Regions from separate parts of the Homo sapiens genome. Here all the other regions are linked to region 1. A link is a contact called in ENCODE Hi-C or POLR2A ChIA-PET data. All regions are on one chromosome and are shown on one strand. Each heading gives the region's core, a stretch centred on a gene start or an enhancer-like site at or near the end of the contact. The rest is flanking DNA. Distances are from core to core; before and after follow the strand shown. Region 1 holds the start of ANKRD28 (ankyrin repeat domain 28). Region 2 holds the start of RBSN (rabenosyn, RAB effector). Region 3 overlaps RFTN1 (raftlin, lipid raft linker 1). Region 4 overlaps RFTN1 (raftlin, lipid raft linker 1). Region 5 overlaps SH3BP5 (SH3 domain binding protein 5).

What was found. Hi-C counts contacts between places; a loop is a spot of excess contacts on that map. ChIA-PET counts read pairs that join two places held with the same protein, here RNA polymerase II (POLR2A). Pooled maps may share reads with other maps.
Region 2: a loop to region 1 is called in a pooled map, with 10 times the contacts of the local background. The contact joins the promoter of RBSN here to the promoter of ANKRD28 in region 1. A Hi-C loop is called at or near these places in 1 of 37 single-sample maps with no recorded cell type and 10 of 50 pooled maps. POLR2A ChIA-PET finds 5 or more read pairs at or near these places in 2 of 52 experiments (GM12878 and MCF 10A).
Region 3: a pooled map shows a loop between it and region 1 (5-fold over the local background). The contact joins the enhancer-like site here to the promoter of ANKRD28 in region 1. A Hi-C loop is called at or near these places in 6 of 37 single-sample maps with no recorded cell type and 5 of 50 pooled maps.
Region 4: a map of GM12878 shows a loop between it and region 1 (2.0-fold over the local background). The contact joins the enhancer-like site here to the promoter of ANKRD28 in region 1. A Hi-C loop is called at or near these places in 1 of 168 maps with a recorded cell type or tissue (GM12878), 4 of 37 single-sample maps with no recorded cell type and 5 of 50 pooled maps.
Region 5: a loop to region 1 is called in a pooled map, with 4 times the contacts of the local background. The contact joins the enhancer-like site here to the promoter of ANKRD28 in region 1. A Hi-C loop is called at or near these places in 2 of 37 single-sample maps with no recorded cell type and 7 of 50 pooled maps.

The regions. Positions count from the first base shown.
Region 1 is chr3:15,796,519-15,799,322 of GRCh38, forward strand. ANKRD28 (ankyrin repeat domain 28) reads right to left here and starts at 1,461. Exons shown (of 28, transcript NM_001349278.2): 1 at 1-1,461. The coding sequence starts at 3.
Region 2 is chr3:15,097,779-15,100,582 of GRCh38, forward strand. RBSN (rabenosyn, RAB effector) reads right to left here and starts at 1,370. Exons shown (of 14, transcript NM_022340.4): 1 at 1,257-1,370; 2 at 341-496. RefSeq lists a silencer at 158-237 and enhancers at 575-1,439, 1,328-1,457.
Region 3 is chr3:16,432,416-16,435,219 of GRCh38, forward strand. It overlaps RFTN1 (raftlin, lipid raft linker 1), which reads right to left. Exons shown (of 10, transcript NM_015150.2): 3 at 1,436-1,622. Among named protein-coding and RNA genes, the nearest start is that of RFTN1, 80 kb to the right of the region's middle. RefSeq lists a silencer at 1,310-1,439. Within about 2 kb of position 1,412, at least 3 of the 41 ENCODE cell types and tissues checked have a DNase peak (open chromatin) inside an H3K27ac peak, as active enhancers do.
Region 4 is chr3:16,372,806-16,375,609 of GRCh38, forward strand. The region is part of intron 5 of RFTN1 (raftlin, lipid raft linker 1); the gene reads right to left. Among named protein-coding and RNA genes, the nearest start is that of OXNAD1, 110 kb to the left of the region's middle. RefSeq lists an enhancer at 988-1,037. Within about 2 kb of position 1,251, at least 8 of the 41 ENCODE cell types and tissues checked have a DNase peak (open chromatin) inside an H3K27ac peak, as active enhancers do; they include GM12878, where a contact is called at or near this core.
Region 5 is chr3:15,266,702-15,269,505 of GRCh38, forward strand. The region is part of intron 4 of SH3BP5 (SH3 domain binding protein 5); the gene reads right to left. Among named protein-coding and RNA genes, the nearest start is that of SH3BP5-AS1, 14 kb to the left of the region's middle. RefSeq lists enhancers at 1,242-1,781, 1,782-2,320, 2,500-2,804, 2,767-2,804 and a silencer at 1,345-1,454. Within about 2 kb of position 1,435, at least 11 of the 41 ENCODE cell types and tissues checked have a DNase peak (open chromatin) inside an H3K27ac peak, as active enhancers do.

The DNA of each region.
Region 1 (2,804 bases), core at 211-2,710:
CATTCGATCTTTTAAAACACTAAATTCCAAGCTATGTGATAAAAGTCACAGTTGGAAGAGCACAAGTAGTTTTTCCTCCTCTTCTGTACAACACTTACAAACATTCTCTGAACAGCACAGCTGGGTTTTTTTTTTTTTTAAAGTTAATAAGTACTACTGGAAAAACAAGTTTAAAATTATGACTACATAATTTGTAACTTCCTAAATATAACGAAATTCTATTATTTCTGTTGGATTACTGCAATACTTAAGAAGAAATTTCACACCAACATGTCAATAACTAAAACTGAGTCCAAGCTCATTTAAAAATATTTTTCCTCTACCAAAATAGTCTTATTGCTCTATCTCTGAAATTTACTTGCACAAAACAATCATTGTTTTTGGTGACACAACACCACACAATATAGAATGAAATGAGAAACAACTGCTGTGACAGAGATGATCACAGCGATACCCACTCTTGCCTGCAAGGTCATATAGTTACCAGTAGCTGTTTTGCTTATAATTGAAAATAAAAAATAAAATCTCACTATTCTGTTTCCACTTCTAATTTGTCTTCATTTCTTCATCACTGGTTTAATGCAGATACTATTCACAGAAAAAAGATCTAGAGCTCAGCACAAATCCTGAAAATGAAGCTCAGAGGTTAACAATTCTTTCAGTGTTTGGGAAAGGGGCAAAAAACAAAAACAAAAAAAAAAAAACCACTCTGCATTAATAGCAAAGCTGCAGTACGTTTACATGTGATGAGTCAGACCACAAGAGACAATACGACTCTTGGTACTAGAATACAGCTTGATTAATCCAGGTTTCCCATATAATAGAAGAAACACAGTTAGCTTTATTCCCATCGATAGCATAAGCAAGGCAGAGCGTTCATTCTTTCTCCATCAGGCAGTTGTCTGTGGCTGCTCCAGCAAAAGGGCACAGGCACCAGGCAGAAATGGTGTTAGTGGAGAATCCTAGTAGAACAAGCAGGCTGTGAAGGAATTAGAAGGCATTTGAGCTCAAATTACTGCTTCAGGCTTTTTGTTTTCTTTAAAAAAAAAAAGGGGGGGGAAAAACATAGTAGTGTATCATTCCAGTGTTTCCTTTGATCTCCACATGAATACAGCTTCCATTAAACAGTCTTCATTCAGAGAAAAAAATAGCAGACTGTGCATCTTCTTTGAGCCAACTACTTTATTCAGTCATCTGCCTCTTTGCCAATATAGTTTCCTTCCACTGTGAAAACCGCCACAGTTATCCTTTTCAGATTTCAAATGCTTTCCTGTTCCTCAGATGATCTTGCAAAACACCACTGACATCCCCAAATGAGTAGGTCCTTAAAAAATATCTATAGAACCTCAGTATCAGTCCCACAGAAGCATTCCAACGGAGCAACAGTCTGAAGAGCAAAGACTGCAGACCCACAGGATGAAATGCCTAGTAATGCTCACATGTTACACTTACCAGAGATCTGAGCTACTTCTCGGGATGTAACTTCCTCTAGCAGGAGAAAAAAATAGTGCATTTGGACAGCCTTCACAATTAGAAGGTTCATGCCAGTTCTGTGACTAATCCAAATCAAACTAAAAAATTCTATAACTGAAAAATGAGTGCGCTTTTAACATTTTCCACTAAAAGCCACAAGGAAATCTGGTGTACTGCCTCTGCTGACTAACAGTGGTTTTAGCAAGTAAACAATTCCAAACGGCTTAACTGCTTTCGTGTGTTACAATAAAGCAAATGTTTAACCCTATAATGACAGTTGCAGTAAGAATATGCCTGCAATGGACTCATAAAAAAGGTTTAAAGATGGAGAAATATTTTATTAGATTATAAAAACCATGAAATTGTTTTATTCATATTTTTACCAAGATCAGTTTTAATCTGCCAGGTGTATTTTATTTTCTAGAATGCAAAGCTTAAACAAATGAAATTTAAGATTGTCTAACAATTTCTAAATTGGTGAATTTAATCAATCATTGATTCATATTTTAAAGGGAAAAGCAAAAATTTCATAATGTAGAAATCCTAACTCTAAAATTATATAAATCATTTGATTTTTCACTGAAGAAATAAAATAATCCTACCTTCCCATTTGGATAGGGAATAAAGCCTTAAAAATCTGTTAAAGAGGTACATGAAAAAAAAAATGTCCTTCGTCCTGAATTACCTATGTCAAAAGGGCACAGGGTAATACAAATAATCTCCCTCCCTATAAATTTCCCAAAGCCATAAATAAATGTCAAAGCCAATCATTTCATCGTTTTTTTTCTTCTTTCTCTGTTTACCCAACATGGGGGATATTTCTCAAGAGAAAACTTACAAAGAAAATACCATGGTCCCCCTTCAATCTGTGTTCTTCATATTAACTAGCATTTTTATTAATAAACAATAATAAACATAATAGTTACTTTTGAACATCTGTGATATGCTATGTGCTGTACATTCTCATTTAATACAATAACCTTGCTGTATTCCCATTATAGAGGGAAAAACAGACTCAGAAATGATGTATTTTACCCAAAGTTGTATAAATTAATAAAGTTGTGTGTTATTTTAAACACATACTCTTTCTAATCTATTCTGCTATCACTGAGTACACACACATACAGACACACTCTCTTCTCTCCACTCATCTCCAGATCTTTGCAACCTGTAATACTAGCTTATAAAAGTGATCTTAACAAACAGGTAACCTATAAAGGTTGTGAAAAGTTTAGGTAACAAAGGAATATACTATTTATTGCTATATTCTAAAACGAGTTATTTTTAAATGGGTACTTCAAAGCAAGTCTTAAAACCATAAAAAGGAAAAA
Region 2 (2,804 bases), core at 120-2,619, 700 kb before region 1:
GAAGACCACCGAGGAGGGACTGCCTGGTCCTCAAAGCTGAAGGGTGGCAGCAACTCAGAAAATAAACAAATGAGACACCAGGTCCCTATTTTTTCCCTCTAGTTAAGAAACCCAGTGACTTCATAACTTTTCCACTGGAATATAGCAGCCCTAGGTCTGGCCTGTTCCCTCCCCAGCCAGTGGTTCATCTGATGCTGACTCTGACAGCTCCCTTTCTTCCCATGCACTCACCCCTAACGACCACAAATAACACAAAGCCCACCACATCCATGCCACACAACCACCCTTCACGCCTCAGCCCAAACCCAAACCTCACTTCCTCAAAAGAAATGCCTCTTACTCAGAGCATCAGAATGGACTTCTCCTTCACAGCACTCATCTCAATTTATAACCGCAGGTACATACGTGAAGTGACCAAGTAAGACTGTAAAATCTGGGAGGGCACAGACTCTATATGTTTTCCACTTCGCCGTCTCCCCAGGGTTTAGCACAGTACCTGGCACACACAATGAAGCAGCACAATAAAGCTCCATGAATGAACGAAGAAATGAATGAACTCCAAAATCATATAACTAAGCATACACCATAAAGAAATCTAACACAACCACCGAATTGGACCCCACAACCATAACTGAACACATAAGCAAGCCCCTCGCACTCTAAATCACGTAAAAAGTAAAAAAAATAAAAATAAAAAAAATAAATATAGCTACATGTTCTGCAGCCGTACATCCAGCATGAATGTCACCCCGCCACATGCCGCATCGACGACACATCCCACAGCCGCACTCAACCCGGCCTCACGATCGCAACCACAACCCACATAACTAACATGATTATACACACATCGCATGACCACACACAACACGAACGACTCAATCCCGTGAAGCAGACATGACAACGTCACACATCGCACAGACACCACACAAAACACTCCGAACATCTCCACACGAACTCAGAATACAAACGCTTCAGCTTTACACAACCAGAGAATCAAACACAACCGCTCGGGAGACAAGCACCCACCCACTCCACCCACAGCTGCACAACCAAACCCAAGTGTATACGCCCCGCGTAACCGCACAACCACACAGAGCCCAATCATCAAAGGCACACACAAGCGAAACGCACGGCCTGAAAGCCCCATCTCCCACCTCTCACGTCACACCCACCACAACCACACACGGCCCGCCCGTCTCCGTTCTGGAGGAGTCGTGTCCCCGCCCCCCAGACTGGGCCTGACCCTCTGTATGTACCCTGCCGGGCTCCTGCGGGCACCCAGGTTTGTCCCCCCCTTCAGGCCCGGGCTCTGGGCCTCCACCGTCCGTCACTCAGCCGCAGCCGCCATCTCCATCGGTCGCTCGGAACTCGGCAGGTGCGCCTGCGGCGGCGACGAAACCGGAAGACAAGCTGGTAGACGCCTGTCGAGCGCCGAGTCTTCGAGGGCGCGAAAAGGGCGGATACGGATTCGAATAGTGGAGGGCGGGCCGGCGGCTTCTGCGCAGGCGCTTTCCGAACGAGGGAGGGGATGGTGGGGAGCGGAGAGAAAGTGGGGCTCGGTAATTTTGTGCGGTTCTTACGTCCCGAATTCGAACTAATAGCGCGTCAAAGCCAGCCAATGGCTCTGCACCGCCTTGTACAGGTGGGAAAGCTGAGACCAGTAGATCTTTGGCTCTTGACCAAAGTGCACAAAGAATAAGGCAGCCAAGGAATCAAAGTTCCTGAGAGCTAGAGACAGAAAAAATATTCAGGGGACGTGGAGGCGATGGAAAGTCCAAGAATAGAACCACATGAGAGTGGAGACTTGGTATGAGAAGGTGTATCCCGGGGTGTACAGCATGGCCAAGCCTGTGGAAAAGATGGCATTTTCAAAAGGCAGGACGATTGATCAGCCAGGACCTACCCCGTGCCTACGCTGTGCTGGGTACCACGGGGTATAGAGAGGCAAAACCTCATCCCAGTCCCGGAGACCTATTTGCTTTGTGCCCTGCACACGTTCTGGACCTTAGCAATAGCCAGCCTCTAGGAGCAAGAGCTGCAGAGAACGATGGGACGATGGGACGATCCTGGGCCTCCGTTTACATCCCTGCAGTGTTACTGGCCCCCTTTTACAGAAGTAAAATGGGGATGATAATGATAGTCTCCGCTTCACAGTGTTGTGAAGATTGAGGTAATTGCACGGTAGGTAGGTAGGTAGGAGGGTGTCCTGCATATTGGCTTTGCCCATCTCACTTTCCCTGCCTCCAAAAAGTCTTCCCCACCTGGTCTCTGGACAGGAGCACTGAGCCTCCATCACCTTCCATTTAAGGACATGGGGCTCCGGACTTGGAGAGCATTGAGTTTTTGGAAAGCAATCACCAGTGAAAGGGCAGTGAACTAGGGGTCTAGAGATCTGGGTTCTAGCCCTGGCTGTACGTTACTTTGTGGCTTTGAGCAGGTCCTTTCCCCTTTCTTCGCCTGAGTTCTCTCATCTGTACAAAAGAAATTGGCTCCAGTGACTTAGCCTTTTCTCTCAATCTGATGGCCAATTTTTTTTTAACGTTACAACATCTGCAGGAGCGAATAATGACTTCCCTTTGTTTACTGATGGAGACAAGGAAGAGGCTTCCTAACCTGTCAGAAGCAAAGCAACATGCCAAGCTCCCCGTCTCCATCACTAGCTTCTGCCTTAGGTCCCAAAAGCCAGGACTTTGGGAGTAAAACCACCCTTTTGAAAGTCTGAAGCCACCGAGGTCCCAAAACGAGCCACACTTACAGGCAGGACTATGTTTTGGGTAGGGCAATGAACGTTTATTAAACCATCA
Region 3 (2,804 bases), core at 162-2,661, 640 kb after region 1:
GCTGAGGTGGGAGGATGGCTTAAGCCTGAGAGGCAAAGGTTGCAGTGAGCTGAGATCATGCCACTGTGCTCCAGCCTGGGTGACAGAGTGAGACCCCATCTCAAGGAAATAAAAAAGAAAAGAAAAGAAACCAATATGCAGCCAGGCTCAGTGGCTCACACCCATAATCCCAGTGGTTTGGGAGGCCAAGGTGGGAGGATCGCTTGAGGCCAGGATTTCAAGATCAGCCTAGGCAACATAGCGAGACCTTGTTTCTACAGAAAAAAAAAAGAGAGAGAGAGAGAAAGACAAACTAATACACATAAAAGGCAGACACTGAGAAAAGTCTTGCCCTACCAAAACATGTGTGAATTCTGGGTTCGAGCAAAAACATGCACCACCTTTCACTTTGAATTCTAATGTGTGTTGACGTAATGTGTGTTGATGTAGAGTAAGAGCCCCAGAGCTTGATCAACCATGAAGAAATAAAGGAAAGGAAAGGAAAGAGGAGTCAGTCTTAGACACGCAACCTCATGCCTCACAGCTGTCCCTTATGAGCACACCAGCCAAATGCTTTGTCTACCTGCAAAGTGACTTTAAAAGGAGAGAACAAGGAGGAGCTGCTCTGTACTCCCTTTTTAAAATGTGGCACATGCTGTCATTCCTTCTATGATAGTTGGCCAAAAGACAAATCTGATTTCCTTTCCCAGACTTCATTTTAATTTTTATTTTTATGAAAGCAGGAAAAACATACTGCTCTCTCCATCCCATCCTCACTGTTTTTTTTTTTTAAAAAAATTAATATTGTTCCTTTTGAAAGACTAACCCCACTTCTCTTTTCTTAATTAGGCTCAACTGAAATATAGGCATAAGCATTCAACTGGGCAAGCCAAACTGAAAAACATCCCCAAGCCCTGAAAATCTAAATCAAGACCAAACCAATTATAGCATTTTATTTAGGTGGTGTTTATTTTTTGTATTTTTTTAACTGTCAAGTGATTGACAGAATTTATGGTAGGCGCAAAATGTTAAAGTATTTCTAGACTTTGCGGGAAGACATTAAGTTTGTCTATAGCCTCTAAACAAAATTATTTGTTTTCCAGTCATGCCTTTCAGTTTAAAAGTATTGCACTTTTACTAGCCACATCATTCTGGGCATATGCTTCTTCTGAGGAGACATTTTTCTAGCTGAGTTTAATCCAGTGAGTTAAAAGAGGGAAAGAATGTAAAATGGAACTCTCTACTTGCAGTTGGACATGCATTTGTTTTTCATCGCAGGATGCTAGGAAAGAAACCTCTCTGGTTGTCTAACTGTTTGCCTCACCTGTCTGAGGGCTGAGGCCCTGAGGACAGCATGCAAATTTCAACCCCCAACCCCATCCTCTCACTTCCCCTCCTCTATTGAGCATAACTTAGCCGCAACAGGATGCTACCCATTCACCCGTGGAGGCCTTACCTGTCGGTTTTCTTGATCAGGATGGCTCTAAAGATGTGCTCCAGGGGCGTCTTCTCCCGCTCATGGGTGGGCTGCACGAAGGGGTGCAGGGCCGCCAGCGAGAAGCCCTGCTGGTACAGCTCCAGGAGCTGGGCGGGCAGGTCACGCAGGGAGGCCAGCCTCACTGCTGAGGACCCAGGGAGCTCCGCTGGAGTGGAGAGAGGAGAGGCTCATCAAAGACCCATCACAACGCCCACTCAGCCCTGCCCAAACCCCTCTTCCCTTGCCCTCGGGGAGGATCCTCTAGGTCACTGCTAAAATGAGTTTGTCCCAGTTTTTACTGTCTTCAAACAGACTTTATAAGCAGCCTGTCGTTTTCCAAATCACCCAAAGGCATTAATAATTGGATGTCGGCCAGGCGTGATGGCTCAGGCCTATAATCCCAGCACTCTGAGAGGCCGAGGCAGATGGATCGCTTGAGCCGAGAAGTTTGAGACCAGCCTGGGCAACATAGTAAAACTCGGTCTCTCTTAAACAAACAAACAAACAAACAAACAAACAAACAAAAACAAAAAAACCCCCTCAAAATTAGCCAGTGCTTGTGGTCCTGGCTACTCAGGAGGCTGAGGTGGGAAGATCGCTTGAGCTGGAAATGGGGAGGTTTGCAGTGAGCCATGATAGGGCCACTGCACTCTAGCCTGGGCAACAGAGCAAGCCACTGTCTCAAAAATGAAATAAAATAAAATAATAATGGACTGTCTTAGATCTAGAGTCGTCTTATCAGTGATCACAATGAAAAAGTCATTTCCACCCTCTAAAAAAAAACACACAGAAATAAAGAAAGAAAGGAAGAAGGGAAGGGAAAAGAAGAAAAATACATTGAGCAAATATAAAAATACTAGGTGGCAAAAAGCAGCATAAACAAAGTCAAAAGACAAACTGGAACAAAATTTCTGTGACCCTTAAGACAAAGGGCTAATTTCCTTAAATTTGCAAAACACTCCCCACCCCAAAATAATTTTTAAACGGGAAAAATATATGAATAGGCAATTGCCTTAAAAGTGTAAAAGGCTAACCAATATTTGAAAACACACTTTAATTCAGCATTAGAATTACACAAATAAAAACCAGGAATATTTTCACCTATTGAATTATTTTAAAATTTGGATTTTTAATTTATTTATTTTTGAGAAGGGCAAACAACGTTCAAAAGTCAAAAGGTACAAATGTGTATTCAGTGAAAAGTCTACATCCTAGCCCTATCCTCTACCTCCTACATTTATTTCCTTAGAGGAAATCAGTATTATCTTTTTGTGTGTATATGCATTAACAATCAAAGAATTCATACAAAAGTGAACAGGTCTATATATTTCCCTCCTCTTCTACACAA
Region 4 (2,804 bases), core at 1-2,500, 580 kb after region 1:
GGGCCAGACTGAAGCCAGAGACAGAAATAAATTTCTCAGGAAAAGGAAACAGTGTTGGAACGAAGAGCCTCCAAAGCATCAGCAGCAATGAAATATTGGGAGAAACCTGATTGCACATGCATAACCCTTGTACGCTCCTCTGCCCCATCATCTCCTTGTCTCCAGTCCTTTCTCTACCCACATGGAAACCAGCCAAGAGAACTGTCCAAAAGTGATGTCCTTTGATGTTTTAATATTCTGATTCTCCAACACACATCCTCACGTGAGCAAGCACCAAAGATTCCAAAAAGAAGCCCCACGTTTGTTTAAATTTTCTCAGCTGCTCTGTGACTCTGCCATGACCCCAGCTGGAAGATTTTTCCAGACATGGGATGGTAAGTCCCAAAGGGATAGGGAAGGCATTGTTTTTGAGAATGTTCTGGGAGTGGCTGAAGGACTGTACTGGCAGAGCACCCAAGGAGCATTTGGACTGTCTTCTCATCTCTCCCTTTCCCCCACCTTGCCTCATTTAGATCCCTCCTGTTACACGTGTTCACCGTATTGACCTAAGCCAACCAGAGGAGAAAGTGAGGGCAGGTTAAGGGGGCATGGGGCCCAAGGGTGGGGGTGGCTGAGTCCTGCCAGCCTTGGAGCCTGGTCCATTCAGGCCTTGCCAGGCTACTAGGGAGTGGGGAGGAAAGAGGCAGCTGTCCAGCCCTGAGGTCTGTACCTGGGCGTGGGGACTCTGGCACAGGATGGAAGGCTGCAGTTTGCCTGCAGGTGGGGCCCCAGAGAGCCCAGGTCTTGAGGGTAAGCAGGGGACTGGCTGGGCCCTGCTGTCCCAGGAGACCTCTGGTCTGGAGAGAAGAAAGAGTTTAGAGCCTGGGTGAAAATCTGGGGCTCCAAGGGCTAGATGTGGGAGGAGGAGGCAGCTGGTCATTAGCTGCATTGGAAGGAACAAGTGGGCATCACACTTGGCTGGGCAGTCCAAGCTGGGTGGGGACTGCAGGCTGCTGAGGTCATGGGCAGAAGGAACTAAGCAGAAAGGTTTGCATTGGGAAGGGAGGCAGTGGGCACCATGGTGGCGAGGCAGGGCAGGAGGGTAGAAGGGCCCCAGGCTGCTCCATCCAGATGCCTAAATCTGGGCAAGGCTGCTCAAGCTTCGCTAAGGCTTGGGTACTAATAGCAGGTACTAATAGTGAGGCCCGCTTGCCAGGGCAGCAGGAAAGGCAAAGTGCAGGGACCGCTGCTGCGTGCACAACAATCCACAGGACTCCACCTGCAAGCATGACAGCAGCCACAGGCATGTGTCCCATATTTACAAGGGCCTTTCACCTTCACCATCTCATGTGACTCTCCCAAACTTGATGAGAGGGGGTGGCCCTGGTTCTGTGCCCAGAAGTGCTAAGTGGATCCCCCAGAAATCACAAGCCAGTAAGTGGCACAGCCAAGAGTCTTTCAAACCCCAAACCCTGGGCTCTTTCCCAAATCTAACAAGAGGCTAACTTCATCAGGACACAGAAGGCAGGGGCTGATGACCGTGGGTGGGAGCTCAATAGCTGTTTGTTAATGGACTGAGTAAAAGGCCAGAAAGATGGCGGCAGGTGGCAGATCTGGGAGGGGGCCGCATCATGGGGTCCAACTATCCCAAGGGAGTTGGGAGGGAAGGAGCCCTCACATCAGGAAAGCCCAACCCCCAGGTTTTGGCCATTCACAATGAGCTGGCAGCCAGGGAGGGCTACTGAATAAAATCCTCTCAGCCAGAAACATGATTGGCATCACACGCTTGGGTTTCTGGCTGACATTTCTAAGCATTTTAAGTGAGGAGGTGCAGGGTAGGAAGGGCAGTGCTTGGAAGACTTGTTATTTTGGTGACGGTGAGAATGATTAGAATTTTCGTGAACCTGTCTAGCCTCCTGGTTTCTCTGATGGAAGCTGTGGCAACGGAGACACTGAGGCTGTCCCTGCACAGGCTCAGGTGATCACGGCACAGCACGGACCTCCAACCAAAAGGAAATTCCCCCAGACCAGGAAATAAGTCAGCGAGCAGGAAGAGGAACCCACGGCGGGCCTCCCCAAGAACCTGCAGGGGCAAGGAGGCGTGACGGCTGCACCGAGCCCGCAGAGATGGGGAGGGACGACCTGCCCCTGCTTCCGCATGGAGAATCCACTGGAAAGTCCTGTCTGAGCAGGCATTGCCTAGATTCCTCTCCCCAAGGCCTCCTATAAAGGAAATAAATTAACTGAGGAGAAGGAGGGAAGAGGAGGGAGACTCCCTCTGGATTTTTTTTAATTGTCTTGCTGTGATTGCCTATTTAAGCCCACCTGGCAGAAGAGGAGTAAAAAACACTTCACCCTCCCTTAGGGGGCTCTGAGAGAAGGCAAGCTGGGAGCTGAGCAGGCAGTGGGGAGGGGTGCCTGGGGGGGCCCGTGTGTGCCTGTGGGGGAGTGACAGTGAGTGGGCTTCCTAGGAGAAAGATTAGGAGAGAGGCTGGGGGTCAGGTGAGGGTCACAACCAATAAGGACAGGGTCCCTGGACGTTCAGCCTTCAGGGAGGCCAAATACTCAAGCTGTGATAAAGAAATTTAACTATATGGGGGTATAAAAGGTGACACTCCCTATTTGTAAAATGGATCTAGTAATAGCATCTTCTGCCATAAAGCTGTTGTGAGGAGTTACTGAGATGACACAAGAAGGACACAGAATAGGGCACTTGGAGGGTGACTGCCATCGTGACCACTGAAAGGCTTATATGTGAAATGATCCCTGTATGAAAAACCCAAAAGCTCATCTATTCCATCAAAGGAGGGAAAAGGGATAATAGT
Region 5 (2,804 bases), core at 185-2,684, 530 kb before region 1:
TCCAGAGTCCTCATCAACCCCAGCACTAAGCAGAAAACTGATCCTTTGTCCCTGTCTGTGCCACTGCATGTGGCCTAACAGAGCACACCAGGGCTGCTGCCACCTCCTAGTATATCGGCTTCAGCCATGGCTCCAAGTGTGGCTGCCTGATGTCACCACAGGAAGTGTGAGGGGCCGCATAGATAATCTTGGGCACGTTACGTGGGAACCCCAGTGTCCCGCTGTGCCTGGAGGGATCGTGTAGTCCAAGCCACTGCCATTTCTTCAAGACAGCCCTGGGCCTTTCTGAGCACGGAATTTTCTTTTATTAGACCCTTAAGTAATACTTTGGAAGAAGAGGGTGAGATGAAGCTCCCTTGTTCTACAGAAACAAGCATCCTAGAGTACCCAGAAGGCAGACAAGGGAGGAGACATTCTCTAGCCCTTTGATCACACAGCTTTCAGCTGGCTGAGCATGCCAGGCCCGTGAGGCTCTAGGAGGGGTCAACATGAGCACCACTGGGGGAAACGCTAAGTCCAGAGAGTTCCCAGTTACTCGACACTGTTTCAAAGCCAACCATGCAAGTGTGTGTCCTGGAGAAAGAATTATGTTCTGCATCATCCATTACATTCGGAGAGCCTGCTCTGCACGCTGAAATTCTGAGTGGCACAGGGACGTGATGGGGGAAAGCTTTGCCACAGGCTTTTGTCTCTTGCTGGTGTCTGTTTTTAACTCATCTGTTCAATGAGGGGCATTTCCAGCCTATGCAACTGTGAAGGGATCTGGGAAGAGGAATATCAGCTCAAAGGTGGAAATCCTGGCATGTGACCCGGAACACCTGCCAATCTGCAGAGGTTGCCCCCAAGCCCAAGAAAACCAAATGGGCCCTTCCCTTCAGTGGCCACAGAGAAGGCACATATCAGCTGGCCCTCCCAGGGCCCTATGAAGCCCTCATGACCTCAGGAGTACAGGGCCATCTTGTATAGCCCCACAGGTCTTGCACTGCACAACTCCAAAAAGCGCTATTCCCAAAGTCTGTGGTATGAACGGTGCCCTGAGTTATACAGTGTGGAGGTCTGGGGATGCCACTCCTTGGGAGGCCACCCACTATCCACTGGGGCCCTGGGACTTAAAAATGAGAGATACACAAAGCAGAAGCATGGTTTGTTTATCTTTAAACAACAGATTAAATGACTTCTGAAATGCTTGCTTATAGGCTGACATGGGTCTCCAGCTGGGGTGGAAGAAGGGCAAAAAGGAAAAGTGGCCCTTCAGCTAATTTCTTGGAAGAAGCTACCTTACATTTTGTCCTTTTCATATCTATCGGGCTTTGGCTTGTGAACTTCCAAGATTTCCAGCCACCCCTTCCATTTTTCTCGAGATGACCCAGAAAAGTTGTTTCTAGCCCACGTCTAGCTCTGTGAGCATCACGCCCACTAGGGGGCAGGAGGCGCAAGGCCACACAAAGCCAAGCTCAGCCGAGAGTCTCAGGCTGCAGGGAGAGGTGCGTAAAGTCAACGCGGATTTGACTCTTGAAGTCATTTGTGTGCCAAGCTTTCTATTTAAGGAAGCACAAGGCCATCTTTAATTATCAGATCCCCCAGGACTTGAGCCACTGTGGCAGGTGACATTTAAAAGGGAAATCCTATTGGCATTAACCTGCTGACTTTTCTAATCCAGTCCCCCAGACGGCTTTCTCAAGGAGTCACCAAGACCTCTTGCAACCCCGTACCCGCGCCGTCCAGGGTCTTATTGGAGCTGCTGAAGCCACAGGTCAGCTCACCCACCCACCCTGCAGCAAACCAGCCCTACACTCGTTTTCCAGGCGCTGGGAATCTAGACAGAGAATGCAGAGGGGCACAATGGACCCAGGCTGGTGTGGGGGGATACCAGGAACATGAGCCTGGGCAGCCCAGGAGCCAAGCCTGGAAGGGGGAAGAGGTATCCAGGAACATTCTGCGTGACTTCTAAGAAACCCGATAGAGTTAGGCAGGGGTAACCAAGTACTGCTGAGCCAAGAACTGTCCCTAGCTGCTATGGTCTGAACATTTGTGTCCTCCCAAAATTCTTATGTTGAAACTGATCCCCAGTGTGAGGGTATCTGGAGATAGGGCCTTTGGGAAGTGATGAGGTAATGAGGGTAGAACCATCATGAATGAGATTAGTGACCTTATAAGCTCATGTACCCCTTCCACCGTGTTAGGACATGGAAAAGATGGTCATCTGTGAACCAAGAAACAGGCCCTCATGAGACACTGAATCTACCAATGTCCTACCTACCAATGCACTTCTCATCCTCCAGAGCTGTGAAAAATAAATTTCTATTGTTTACCAACTACCCTGTTTATGGTATTTTGTTTAGTATTTTGTCTTGGCCTGTACAGACTAAGGCACACCATTTCTGGCTCTGAGTAACGCAGTCAGAGAGGTGGTCATGAGAGCCAGTAAAGAACCCAATATAATGACATAAAACCCAGCAAGCCAAGCTGTGAGTAAGGATCACACACAGTCCGCTTCCTCTGTGCCTGTCAACTCCCTGAATCCCAGCCCAGAAGGCCTGTCGTAAGTACACACCTGATTCTGGTCTAATCCGCCATGACCCCTGCCTTCCTCCGACAGCACATACCCGAAGTGCAGCCCCCATTTAGGGCTGTTCATCAAGGTCTCCCCATCACAGATTCGAAACCCAGCCAGTATTGCTGGGGTTCCATGGGAGCAAACCCTGGAAAACCTCGTCCCTCTGGAAGCCTGAGTCCAGTCAAGACCCCCTGGGGATGACCCAAACCAGACAAACCTCAAGCAACATAAGGGAAGGAGCAGCTCT